Linked DNA regions of Homo sapiens: region 1 is linked to region 2. A link is a contact called in ENCODE Hi-C or POLR2A ChIA-PET data. All regions are on one chromosome and are shown on one strand. Each heading gives the region's core, a stretch centred on a gene start or an enhancer-like site at or near the end of the contact. The rest is flanking DNA. Distances are from core to core; before and after follow the strand shown.

Region 1 (5,441 bases), core at 55-2,554, 77 kb after region 2:
TAGTGAAGAACCCTTTGTTTTTCCAGGGCTGGGGCAAGATGACGTCAACTTTAGGGTAAAAGTGAAGGAAGGCCCAGGTGATTTGCCCAGGTAGAGTCCTTGGTGGGAGCTCGATGGTCCTATCTTTATTGTCCACTGTTTTGAAAACATACTCTTGGCCACAGCCTAACAATTTTAATTTTCAGGTTGATACTAGTTACTGAAAATTCCAAACTGCCAAGGTGTAATGTTTGGTGATGGCAGCAGCATCTTCCTAGAAAATTGTTTCTAAAATATTCTTGTTGTAATCTTACATTTGCCACATGTTTAGGACTTTACAAAGACTTGTGGTATGTATTTTCTCTTTGGTTCTCAACAATCCTTTGAGGTGGGTAGCCTCCCTTTTTCAGCATGAATTTTGTGTTGAAACAAGGACCGTTAGTAAACTAGGTCATCAGGCCAATTGTTAGAAAAATAACTTTAAATTTCATATTTTTGCTTCAGTATGTTCATGATGTATTAAATGGTAACTTTAAGCAGAAAAAGTATGATTTTTAGAGAACCTGCAAATAACACATATGAGGAATTATGTTCCCTAATAGCTTAGAATTTAACATCTCTCTGAATTGAAATATTTTTGTTTTGTATATTGTCCTATGAAAAGTAAAATAAATTACGAATGACAGCAAAAGTAGTGTCCACTTTTCTCACTCAGAACATAGCACAGAATTAATCCCAATCAGTGAGTGTGAAGTTGGGTTAACACATACGAACTATATTCAGGCTAGCCCTTTATTTTTTTTTTTAATACTCCAGAAGGTAGAGGATGAGATTAGGAAAAGTGGGATTCATGGTTTATGATACTCCCTCTCTGGAAATAGTGGCTTTTATCAGAGAGAGGTGTGGCAGGAAAATTTATTTATTTCATCCCTGAAACTTAGTGCATTACTTCAGCCAAGCACTAAGAGTGGAAAACATTCAGCCTTTGCCAAAATTGAAACAAGAGAGCCATTTACATAAGATTAAAAAAAATAATTTATATGTAAGAATAAAAGAATTTTTTCTTCAATTTGAATGTCGTACGCTATTGCTAAATTGCTTTAAACAATCACCTTCCATCAGATTTTAAAAGAGTGACATCAAATGTGCTGTTTAAAATTGTTCTTTTATAAATCACAAACTTGAGAGAAGTGTGATCTTTGTATCAAGTACTTCACATTCATAATAGATCATAAGTACTTTGTGTGAGATGCTTTTGGCGGAGGAGTCACACAGAAATGTCAGCATTGAAATGTTGGCTCCCTGCTTGCCTGTCCTGGGAACCTCAGGGTCAGACTAGGATCGGGCGTACCCTGCGACTAGCTTGGAAGGCTGGGGCCATGAGGATCATTGCCAGATGGAAGAGAAATCATAAGCCAGTACCGTGCATGGAAAGCGATAATCTCTATCAGTGCACCAAGGGGCCTGGAATGCTTTTGTCATGACCCAGTTTATAGTCATTATTTTTCTCTGCCTCATATCTGTTTCTTCCTCAGCTCATGCTTTGGCAAAGGTCTCAAAAGCCATTTTCTTTTATTAACAATGAAAGCAGTGATTATGGGTGCTAATTCTGTGCCTGTCAATGTTATTCAGTTTCATTTTTACAATAACAGTATAAAGCAGACACTTTACTGTCTTTGTAAACTCAGAGGCATATGGGAAGTTGCCCCAAGGTTGTTCATTCAGGTAAGTGATTTGAACCCAAGGCCGTCTGTACCCAGAACCTGCCTATAACCATCTAATGAGACTGCCTCTCCTAATACTTTAAATGTAATGAATAGAACAAAAACAGTTCAGAGCCTTTTCTGTAGTGATACTTTACACTGTATGTTTTTACTTCAGTGTGATATATCCACATGTATTATCTGATATTTGCCCCTAAATTGGCCAGTGGCAGGGGAGATGTTATTATGTTGGTGGATAAGGAAACAGGCACCAGAAGTCCACCTGGCTTACCTAGAGTCAGCTCATTAGTGATAGACCTGCCACAGTGACTCCTGTCTCTCAGGTCTCAACCTGGATCCCTGATTCAGCCTTGTTGATTATGGGTTCTAGGCCTCTGAATCAAAGAAATGAAGTAATGTTGTAAACACACCATTGGTGGGATTAAAAAAGCTTACTCCATATAGCTTTAAGCTAACATCTGAGCAGACAGCTGTGGAGCACCCCTCTTTCAATTCTAACTTTGTCCATGGTTTTTGCCTCAGCCTCTTGGTTAAATAGGGGTTGATGATTATTTTTCCTTTTTTCTCAGAGATGGTATGATTTGGTCCTTTAGGTTATTTGCAACATAAAACTCTGAAATATTTCTTCTTTTGAGAGTTATGGTTGTAAATGTAGTTGTAACAAATAGCCTTTACTGCATTTGAATCTCCCTAGAGACGACTATGGCCCTGTTTCCACATTGGATCTCCTATCTGCTCAGATGGGCTATGGTGCAGGAACTTCTCTTTCTTATTGAATACATTTGTGTCTGTCTGTCTCATGTCATCCATATGCATTTGCAGAAATTTTTCAAAATGCTTCTCCTTTTAAGGTCTAGAGCCCTTCAGGATTGGACCGTACACCAACTTTGTTAACATTGGAGAGCGCTGTAATGTTGCAGGATCAAGGAAGTTTGCTAAACTCATCATGGCAGGAAACTATGAAGTGAGCATCTTAATAAGACCCCTGAGGCATCTGCCCATGTCTTTGGCTAGACAGCATGTAAATGAAACAGCTCTCTGCCTTTGATAGTGTTATTAGCAGAGCTGCTAGAAAGTGTGAGAAGATGGTAATGTGTGTTTGCAGCAGACTGGGCTGGTGGGAGGACGAGGCTTTGAAAAATTGAAGCTGCTGTTGTCAATATTTGTTAAAAAGTACTGCATTTGGTGTATGAAGTAGGATGAGATGGGAGGGATCCAGGTTCTAGCTATTTCTATTAATCATGAAATAAGTTAAAAAATTTGAGAGGCTTTTTATTTTGTCTTCTCACAAATCCTTCTAGGGAAAGGGAAAGACAAGAAAATTCCTGTCAGTTCCTTATGATCGCATCAAACGCTGACTGTTGAGGGTATTATGGATCTTGTTAGCTGTAGACTAAAATAAACAAACAAAAGAAATAGGCCCTTGCCTTGGAAAGTTTATGTGATAGTTTTAGCCATGGTGTTTTTAAGCTCAGTCACTCTGTGGATGAGCAAAATTTAATACATACAGAGCATACCTAAGACTCCTGGATAGATTTTCCTATGAAAATATGAATTTAAAAATGGAGGAATTTTGCCTGGGCCTTAATGATAATTAACTTTATCATCCAACTTTCCTCACTTTTTTGCAACCTTTAGGAGATCTTCCAGAAACCAGTACCAGAGCTGATTTAGTTTTCATAACAAGGAAAGGACCATTTATTCCCCTTCATGGACCTGTTCATTATTACCTGATGGCATCCCTGGAGGCGTGTCTTCCTTCCCAGTCCCTCAGCTGACACATTAGCAGGGCCTGGTTGCCCAGTTTCACCACTTCCTCTGTTGGTCCTCTTCCCCTCATTCTTGCTGCTGTCCAGTGCTCCTGTATGCATCCATCATGGGCCTTCCCAGTTTGGAAATTCCACAGGGTGACTTTTTTTTGTGTATGGGATAAAACTGAAATTCCTTAGTCTGTCATTCCGTCCTCTTCACTTAGGTATTAAACTGCCCTCCCATCCTGATCTGTCATCTGAACATTCCAGGAGGCTCGCTTCTGACTCTGTGCCTTTGTTCTTGTTTGCTTCCTTCTGAAGTGCCAGTGACTCTTCCTAGCCATATAGTGTTCTTCAGTTGGCAGTGTTTCTATTATGTTTTGCTTCTTATGCCTATTCTATGGTGTCCCTTTGGTGGATTTGATAGATTTGACACTGAGAGCATTTTAGGAAGAAGCAAACAGGTGGAAGTAATAATATCTATCATTTAATAAGGTCTTTCTATATGCCAGTCACTGTGCTAAGCACTTTATGTCATTACTCATTTAATCATCACAGCCTGGTGGAGATAGGTACTGTGGTTATCCCCATTTTACAGGTGTAGAGATGGAGGCTTGGGGAGGTTAAATGACTTGCCTATTGTTGTACAGCAAGTAAATGATAGAACCCAAGTCTCCCAAGCATGTGCCCTTAACCACTCTGCTATCTCTGCCTAGTGGAAACAGTAGGAGGGGGCAGTAGAAACAGGAAGGGACAGGTGACTCTTCATTAGAGTCTAGCTCTTATGACTTAATGATCCCTTTGTGGTTTAGTGGAAAGAACATTGACCTGAAAGAAGTTCCAGTCCTATGTTCTTGCCCAACTCATACATCTTTAAACAAACCACTTCATCTCTCTGAGCTTGTTTGGGAAGGTTAGACTTTGAAGCTGTTATTCCGTGATTCTTAAGAAATAGGTCAGATATTGGCATTTCCGTTTTTGAGGTCTTTTGACCCTGTTGCTTACTATCTTATCTCCTGTCTGTTTGCTCCATCCATTCCCCATTAGTCAGCTGAAGATGCTCCCTCTCAGTTAGCTTTCTCCATTTTGGTTTGTAGAGACCTTTCCCTTTCCTGGATGTTGAGGTCATCTTGGCATTTGACCCACACATTGTATGGCAGTGCCCAGTAGTTTTTTACATGACTGTGACATGTGCCTCCATCTAGATATAAACCCTTCAAGAACCAGGATTGTGATTTACACTTCTTTTTATTCTTTATATTATTTAAATTAGTATTGATACTAGAAAACATTTTTTGATTTACTGACTTAATTAATTGATTTATTTATTTTGAGATAGAGTCTTGCTCTGTCACCCAGGCTGGAGTGCGATGGCATGATCTTGGCTCACTGCAACCTCCATCTCCCAGGTTCAAGTGATTCTCCTGCCCCAGCCTCCAGAGAAGCTGGGACTACGGGCTCATGCCACCAGGCCCAGCTAATTTTTGTATTTTTAGTAGAGATGGAGTTTTGCCATGTTGGCCAGGCTGGTCTTGAACTCTTGACCTCAAGTGATCTGCCTGTCTCGGCCTCCCAAAGTGCTGGGATTACAGGCATGAGCCACCACACCCGGTCCAGATTTACTGAATTTAAGTGTGATCCTTTTTCTCTATGTGGCCTTGGCTCACTACATGTGGTGTTTCCTTGTAGCATATGCCATAGGGTTTCATGCCTGTTCTATCACAATGAGTGCTAAAAGTTTCTATTTTTTTTTTCCTTGGGCTAAAAAAAAATCAAGACAATATCAGCATCTACTATTGATTTTATCCTTGCTTATTTCATTACACTATGAAGTGTACAGTGAAAACTTAAATAAACAAAAAGTCTCTGCCTTGTTACTTAGAAGGTATTATGGAACATGTATATTTTGCCCAGCATTGTTCAGAATGAGAAGTATATAAGACTTTTTGGAACACTTATCCTACAAAATATTCCTTAGACGATCATA
Region 2 (6,140 bases), core at 1,842-4,341:
CAAAAGATAAAAAAATTAGCCAGGCATCATGATGTATGCCCTATAGTCCCAGCTACTCAGGAGACTGAGGCAGGAGGATTACTTGAGCCCAAGTGTTCAAGGCTGCAGTGAGCCATGATTGCACCACTGCACTCCAGCCTGAGTGACCTAGCGAGACCCTGTCTCAAAAAAAAAAAAAAAAAAAAAAAAAAGGAAGTGCCGCTAAGTTAAGTTCTGCTCGTCAGCAGAAAATAAGAAAGACCTAAACAATAGCTGGTGATCAAAATCAGTGAAAGGAAAACTGATTAAAAAAAATTATTTTTTAAAAGACTCTACATGAATAGCCACCAATATTATTAATAGTCATCATGACATCCTTTTTCCATTTTCCAGGAACTTGACTTCTGTGTACCTAAAGAGTTTTTTCTAAAGCATTCAGAATGTGTTTTTCTCCAGAGACTCTTGCAATCATCAAGGCATTTACTTGTGTGCGGAAAGGAATATCAAAGCCTTTGAAATTAACACTCAAGCCACATTGTTTTTCTCCACTTGTGTCTCGGGTGTAGAGTCTGATCACTGCGCATGAGCAGTTCAAGGCCACGCTGCCCGAGGCGGACGGAGAGCGGCAGTCCATCATGGCCATCCAGAACGAGGTGGAGAAGGTGATTCAGAGCTACAACATCAGAATCAGCTCAAGCAACCCGTACAGCACTGTCACCATGGATGAGCTCCGGACCAAGTGGGACAAGGTGGGTGGCTGAGGGCCTGGTGTGGGACCAGGGGGCATTCTTGAAGCTGACGTCGAAGGAGGAAGTTAACGCCTCGGGGACTTAGGGTGACGGCCTCATTTTGCATCATGATCAGGATTTTCCTTTATCCCAAATTTCACAGGCAAAACGTGACAAACTCTTAAGGACCCTTCAGCAGCGTCTGCAGTTTGTGGGGAAAGAAAGCAGAGATTATTTTACTTAAGGAAAATCTTATAAATGTTGACACAACCACTGTAGGTTATGATCCTAATACCATAAAGGAAATGGTTTTTAAAGCCCCAACTGGAAATTTGGTTAAAAACTTGGTTACAAGTACTTACAGTACTTTTTAAAAGAATTTTTAGAATATGATATAGACATGTCCCAGATGTGTATGAATTTTAAATGCAGAAAAATTGCTTAGAAAACGACATCTTGGGAATGAAAGTATTCTTACTAACTTGCAGCCTTTTAAATTTGGGGCAACTATCGACAAATGTAATTATGGTCCAAATGGGATAATTTGAGCCCTTTTGTCTGATTTTTAAGATTGGGACATTTCTTTTCATGGTTGAAATTATAGCACAATTAGTCATCTCAGTATGCCAATCATAGTCTTTGAGGAATAAGTCCACCACGTGGGTCTGAAGTGGCTTTTACTATAAAAACACACGTGCTGCAAGTTAGTTATAAACAGCGCAAAAGACAAAAACAGGTATGAGGAAAAGGAAAGTATTTATCCGAGAAACAGTAGTTAATTAGTGCATCTGAGCTTTAAATTTAGCTCTGGTCTTCCTAACGAACACCCAAAGAGAGACAGGAAACAAACTGATTTAAGTAGTTTTCTTGCGGGGGTGGGGGCGGGGGGAGGAAATATATCATTTTTTATTTTTCGTTTTTATTATGTTTATTTTTTTGAGACAGAGTCTCACTCTGTTGCCCAGGCTAGAGTGCAGAGGCAAAATCTCGGCTCATTGCAACCTCTTCCTCGTGGGTTCAAGTGATTTTCCTGTCTCAGCCTCCCTAATAGCTGGGATTACAGGTGCCCGCCACCACGCCTGGCTAATTTTTTATATTTTTGATAGAGATGAGGTTTCACTATGTTGGCCAGGCTGGTCTCAAACTCCTGACGTCAGGTGATCCACCCACCTCAGCCTCCCAAAGTGCTGGGATTACAGGTGTGAGCCGTCACGCCTGGGCAGAAATATATCATTTTTTAAAGTGAGACAAACTTTTCTCCCATCAGTAAGTTATAAAGCAAATGGATTTTTGTTAAAGAAAACAAAAAGACAATAATAATGCTTTTAGTAGCAGTTTTGCAGATGACACAAAGAAAGATTTTTGAAGTAGTTTTTTCTCTTCCATTGATTGAAAGAGAATGGAGGCATAGCATTAAAATGTAACTCACAAATGGAACAGAAAGCAGGTAGACAGGTGTATACTCTTCTGTGGGCCAACAAGGTATAAGAATCGAACTCATGAACCCAGCATGGGCTCTTCACATTTTGGTGTCATGAACCCGTCTGGCAGTCTGGGGAAGCCTGTGGATTCCTTCTGATAATAATGTTTGTAAACTTATAAAAATATTTAATATTACCAAGGAAACAAATTATATTGAAATGTAGTTATTCAAATATCTTTAAAGTTATTGTCATGTATATGCTTCTTTACTAACACGTTTAAAACCAAGAACTAACAGCAGGTCCAATAATTTTGGAGTAGGGCTGAGTGTACGTGATATTTGTTGCAAGAGGCAGGCATAACCGTAACGTTAGTATGGAATGTCTATGATTTATGCTGTGATAAGGTCACAGGGACTACTAAATACTGCTGCAGATTTGCTGTCCACGTCATTCATAAACAAAGGGAGTGCTACATTTTAATCCGAGATGGTGAAAATAAACACGCCAGTGTTCCCTGCATCCAAGTTCACAAATCCTCTGTACTCTGGACCTGGCCCTGACTTAGTTGTGCAGCAGGCCTAGAGCCTCTGGCTGGAGGAGAATGGTCGCTGCTCCTAATGCAGGCTCTTAAATACCCTCCAGCTCATCCTGTCTTTCAGCAGGCACTTGGTGGCACTAGATGGCAGTCAAAGCTAAATCAAGCTCATCCTGTAGTCCCTAGACTAGGGACTCCTCCTCCCTATCCTCCCTCTTCCTTCCCCCTACACCCTCCTCCCTTCGTTTCTCCTTCTCCACTCCCACCCCCACCCCTTGGACTATTCCCGCATTCTGTGGTTGTTCCTATGAGACCACAGCTGGCCTCTAACCCTTGTTGTCCTTGGGCCCTGACAGGTGAAGCAACTCGTGCCCATCCGCGATCAATCCCTGCAGGAGGAGCTGGCTCGCCAGCATGCTAACGAGCGTCTGAGGCGCCAGTTTGCTGCCCAAGCCAATGCCATTGGGCCCTGGATCCAGAACAAGATGGAGGTAAGCCAGCGCCCTCCCAGGCGCTGTTCACAAGCCTTGCGATAAGTCCCTTTAGCCACGCAGCAGTGACACCGCACATGCTGTGGTTTCCAGCCACCCACTCAGTCAGGTGGGAGCACCGTTCTGTTATCACCCCGGCTTTATCTTTCAGCCCCTGGCTGTTGGGGACAGTGTGCAAACCAGAGCACAATATGGAATGCAGGAAGGCGGCACTCAAGGAAGGGGAGGGGGGTCTTGCTGGGTTCTGTTTATTTTCTCACTAAAAATGGTGACAGGGCTTTCTCCGTTTTTGGCCTCTGCAGGGCCTGGATTTCAAACCATCTATCCCTACAAGGAGGACACGTGAAGGCCCACAAATACTTTGCATTTTCAGAACATTTCAGGGACAGTGGTCTTTAAGTAACCCTGTTGTCCTTTGATCACCAAGAACAGCCAGGAGACATTTATTGACCCACTTATTTCTTGTCCCACCACCCTTTTGGTGTTGAAATATTGACTTTTTTCTTAAAGCGGAGACCATGTAAAAATATAAGAAATTCTGATGGAGGAAGCATCCCGTGGGTCTTCAATCTGTCTGGCAGCTCCACCCAGGCAGCCCACCCCCAGCCTCCTCCAGAGCAGGGTAGCTCTGCCCGAGGGCGTTTCCTTCCCACAGCAAGAAGCTGAAGGACTTATCTCTGACCCCTCTTGCCTCTCTGTTTTGGATCTTGGTTGACTTTTTCCTCATTTTCTAGACAGACTAGAACTAGACCTTGTTTTGTTCTGCGATGCTACCCAGTCCCCACTTCCTCTGAGAAAAGTGAACCGAGTGACACTGGCCGCTGCCTGACGCTGGCCTAGCATCCCATGCAGGGTCTGGAACGGCGCCTCGTGCCGAGCTCCCTTAGAGGGCACTTCACTCTGCTTCTCTCTCTGCTTGCTCACTCGCCCCCCTCAGGAGATTGCCCGGAGCTCCATCCAGATCACAGGAGCCCTGGAAGACCAGATGAACCAGCTGAAGCAGTATGAGCACAACATCATCAACTATAAGAACAACATCGACAAGCTGGAGGGAGACCATCAGCTCATCCAGGAGGCCCTTGTCTTTGACAACAAGCACACGAACTACACGATGGAGGTACGGCAGCCAGACAGGCGTGTGCCGCTCACTTCTCACGGGGACCATGCCACCTCCTCAGGGTGCTTTCTTCATGCACTTGTCTTTCTTTGTTCCTGTTAAGACCTACAAGTATGAAAGTTAGGGATCTTTAAGCCTTTCCAGTCACTATTTGTGGAAATGCTTCGTGAGCTATATCGAGGACTATATGGTATTACCAACAGTGACATTATCATTATTATTATCACCACCATAAATTCACTACACTTCTTCAAGGTGAGTGCCAGAAACTGGACTGTTGCATTTCTGCCAGTTAGGCCCAAATTGATCTCCCTGGGAGCCAGCAGGTATAACTCAGGGCTCATCCTGCTACTTGGTAAATGGGAAAATATTTTTAGTGACAAACAAGAGTATATACTGCAGAGTGCCCGCTGCCACTGTTAGAATCCTGATAATATACTGCAGAGTGCCCACTGCCACCGTTAGAACCCTGGTAATAGAGTATATACTGCAGAGGGCCCGCTGCCACTGTTAGAACCCTGGTTATAGAGTATATACTGCAGAGTGCCCGCTGCCACTGTTAGAACCCTGGTAATAGAGTATATACTGCAGAGTGCCCGCTGCCACTGTTAGAACCCTGGTAATAGAGTATATACTGCAGAGTGCCCGCTGCCACTGTTAGAACCGTGGTTATAGAGTATATACTGCAGAGTGCCCGCTGCCACTGTTAGAACCCTGGTAATAGAGTATATACTGCAGAGGGCCCGCTGCCACCGTTAGAACCCTGGTAATAGAGTATATACTGCAGAGGGCCCGCTGCCACTGTTAGAACCCTGGTAATAGAGTATATACTGCAGAGGGCCCGCTGCCACCGTTAGAACCCTGGTAATAGAGTATATACTGCAGAGTGCCCGCTGCCACTGTTAGAACCCTGGTAATAGAGTATATACTGCAGAGTGCCCGCTGCCACTGTTAGAACCGTGGTTATAGAGTATATACTGCAGAGTGCCCGCTGCCACTGTTAGAACCCTGGTAATAGAGTATATACTGCAGAGTGCCCGCTGCCACTGTTAGAACCCTGGTAATAGAGTATATACTGCAGAGTGCCCGCTGCCACTGTTAGAACCCTGGTAATAGAGTATATACTGCAGAGTGCCCGCTGCCACTGTTAGAACCCTGGTTATAGAGTATATACTGCAGAGTGCCCGCTGCCACCGTTAGAACCCTGGTTATAGAGTATGTACTGCAGAGTGCCCGCTGCCACCATTAGAACCCTGGTAATAGAGTATATACTGCAGAGTGCCCGCTGCCACCGTTAGAACCCTGGTAATAGAGTATATACTGCAGAGTGCCCGCTGCCACCGTTAGAACCCTGGTAATAGAGTATATACTGCAGAGTGCCCGCTGCCACCGTTAGAACCCTGGTAATAGAGTATATACTGCAGAGTGCCCGCTGCCACCGTTAGAACCCTGGTTATAGAGTATATACTGCAGAGTGCCCGCTGCCACCGTTAGAACCCTGGTAATAGAGTATATACTGCAGAGGGCCCGCTGCCACTGTTAGAACCCTGGTAATAGAGTATATACTGCAGAGGGCCCGCTGCCACTGTTAGAACCCTGGTTATAGAGTATATACTGCAGAGTGCCCGCTGCCACCGTTAGAACCCTGGTTATAGAGTATATACTGCAGAGTGCCCGCTGCCACCGTTAGAACCCTGGTAATAGAGTATATACTGCAGAGTGCCCGCTGCCACTGTTAGAACCCTGGTAATAGAGTATATACTGCAGAGGGCCCGCTGCCACTGTTAGAACCCTGGTTATAGAGTATATACTACAGAGTGCCCGCTGCCACTGTTAGAACCCTGGTAATAGAGTATATACTGCAGA

What was found. Hi-C counts contacts between places; a loop is a spot of excess contacts on that map. ChIA-PET counts read pairs that join two places held with the same protein, here RNA polymerase II (POLR2A). Pooled maps may share reads with other maps.
Region 1: a map of psoas muscle shows a loop between it and region 2 (1.9-fold over the local background). The contact joins two enhancer-like sites. A Hi-C loop is called at or near these places in 1 of 168 maps with a recorded cell type or tissue (psoas muscle) and 1 of 50 pooled maps. POLR2A ChIA-PET finds 5 or more read pairs at or near these places in 3 of 52 experiments (B cell, K562 and naive thymus-derived CD4-positive, alpha-beta T cell).

The regions. Positions count from the first base shown.
Region 1 is chr1:236,829,412-236,834,852 of GRCh38, forward strand. It overlaps MTR (5-methyltetrahydrofolate-homocysteine methyltransferase), which reads left to right. Exons shown (of 33, transcript NM_000254.3): 13 at 2,555-2,667. Among named protein-coding and RNA genes, the nearest start is that of MTR, 37 kb to the left of the region's middle. RefSeq lists a silencer at 4,178-4,472. Within about 2 kb of position 1,305, at least 5 of the 41 ENCODE cell types and tissues checked have a DNase peak (open chromatin) inside an H3K27ac peak, as active enhancers do.
Region 2 is chr1:236,750,925-236,757,064 of GRCh38, forward strand. It overlaps ACTN2 (actinin alpha 2), which reads left to right. Exons shown (of 21, transcript NM_001103.4): 15 at 546-728; 16 at 3,023-3,157; 17 at 4,095-4,274. Among named protein-coding and RNA genes, the nearest start is that of MTR, 41 kb to the right of the region's middle. Within about 2 kb of position 3,092, at least 3 of the 41 ENCODE cell types and tissues checked have a DNase peak (open chromatin) inside an H3K27ac peak, as active enhancers do.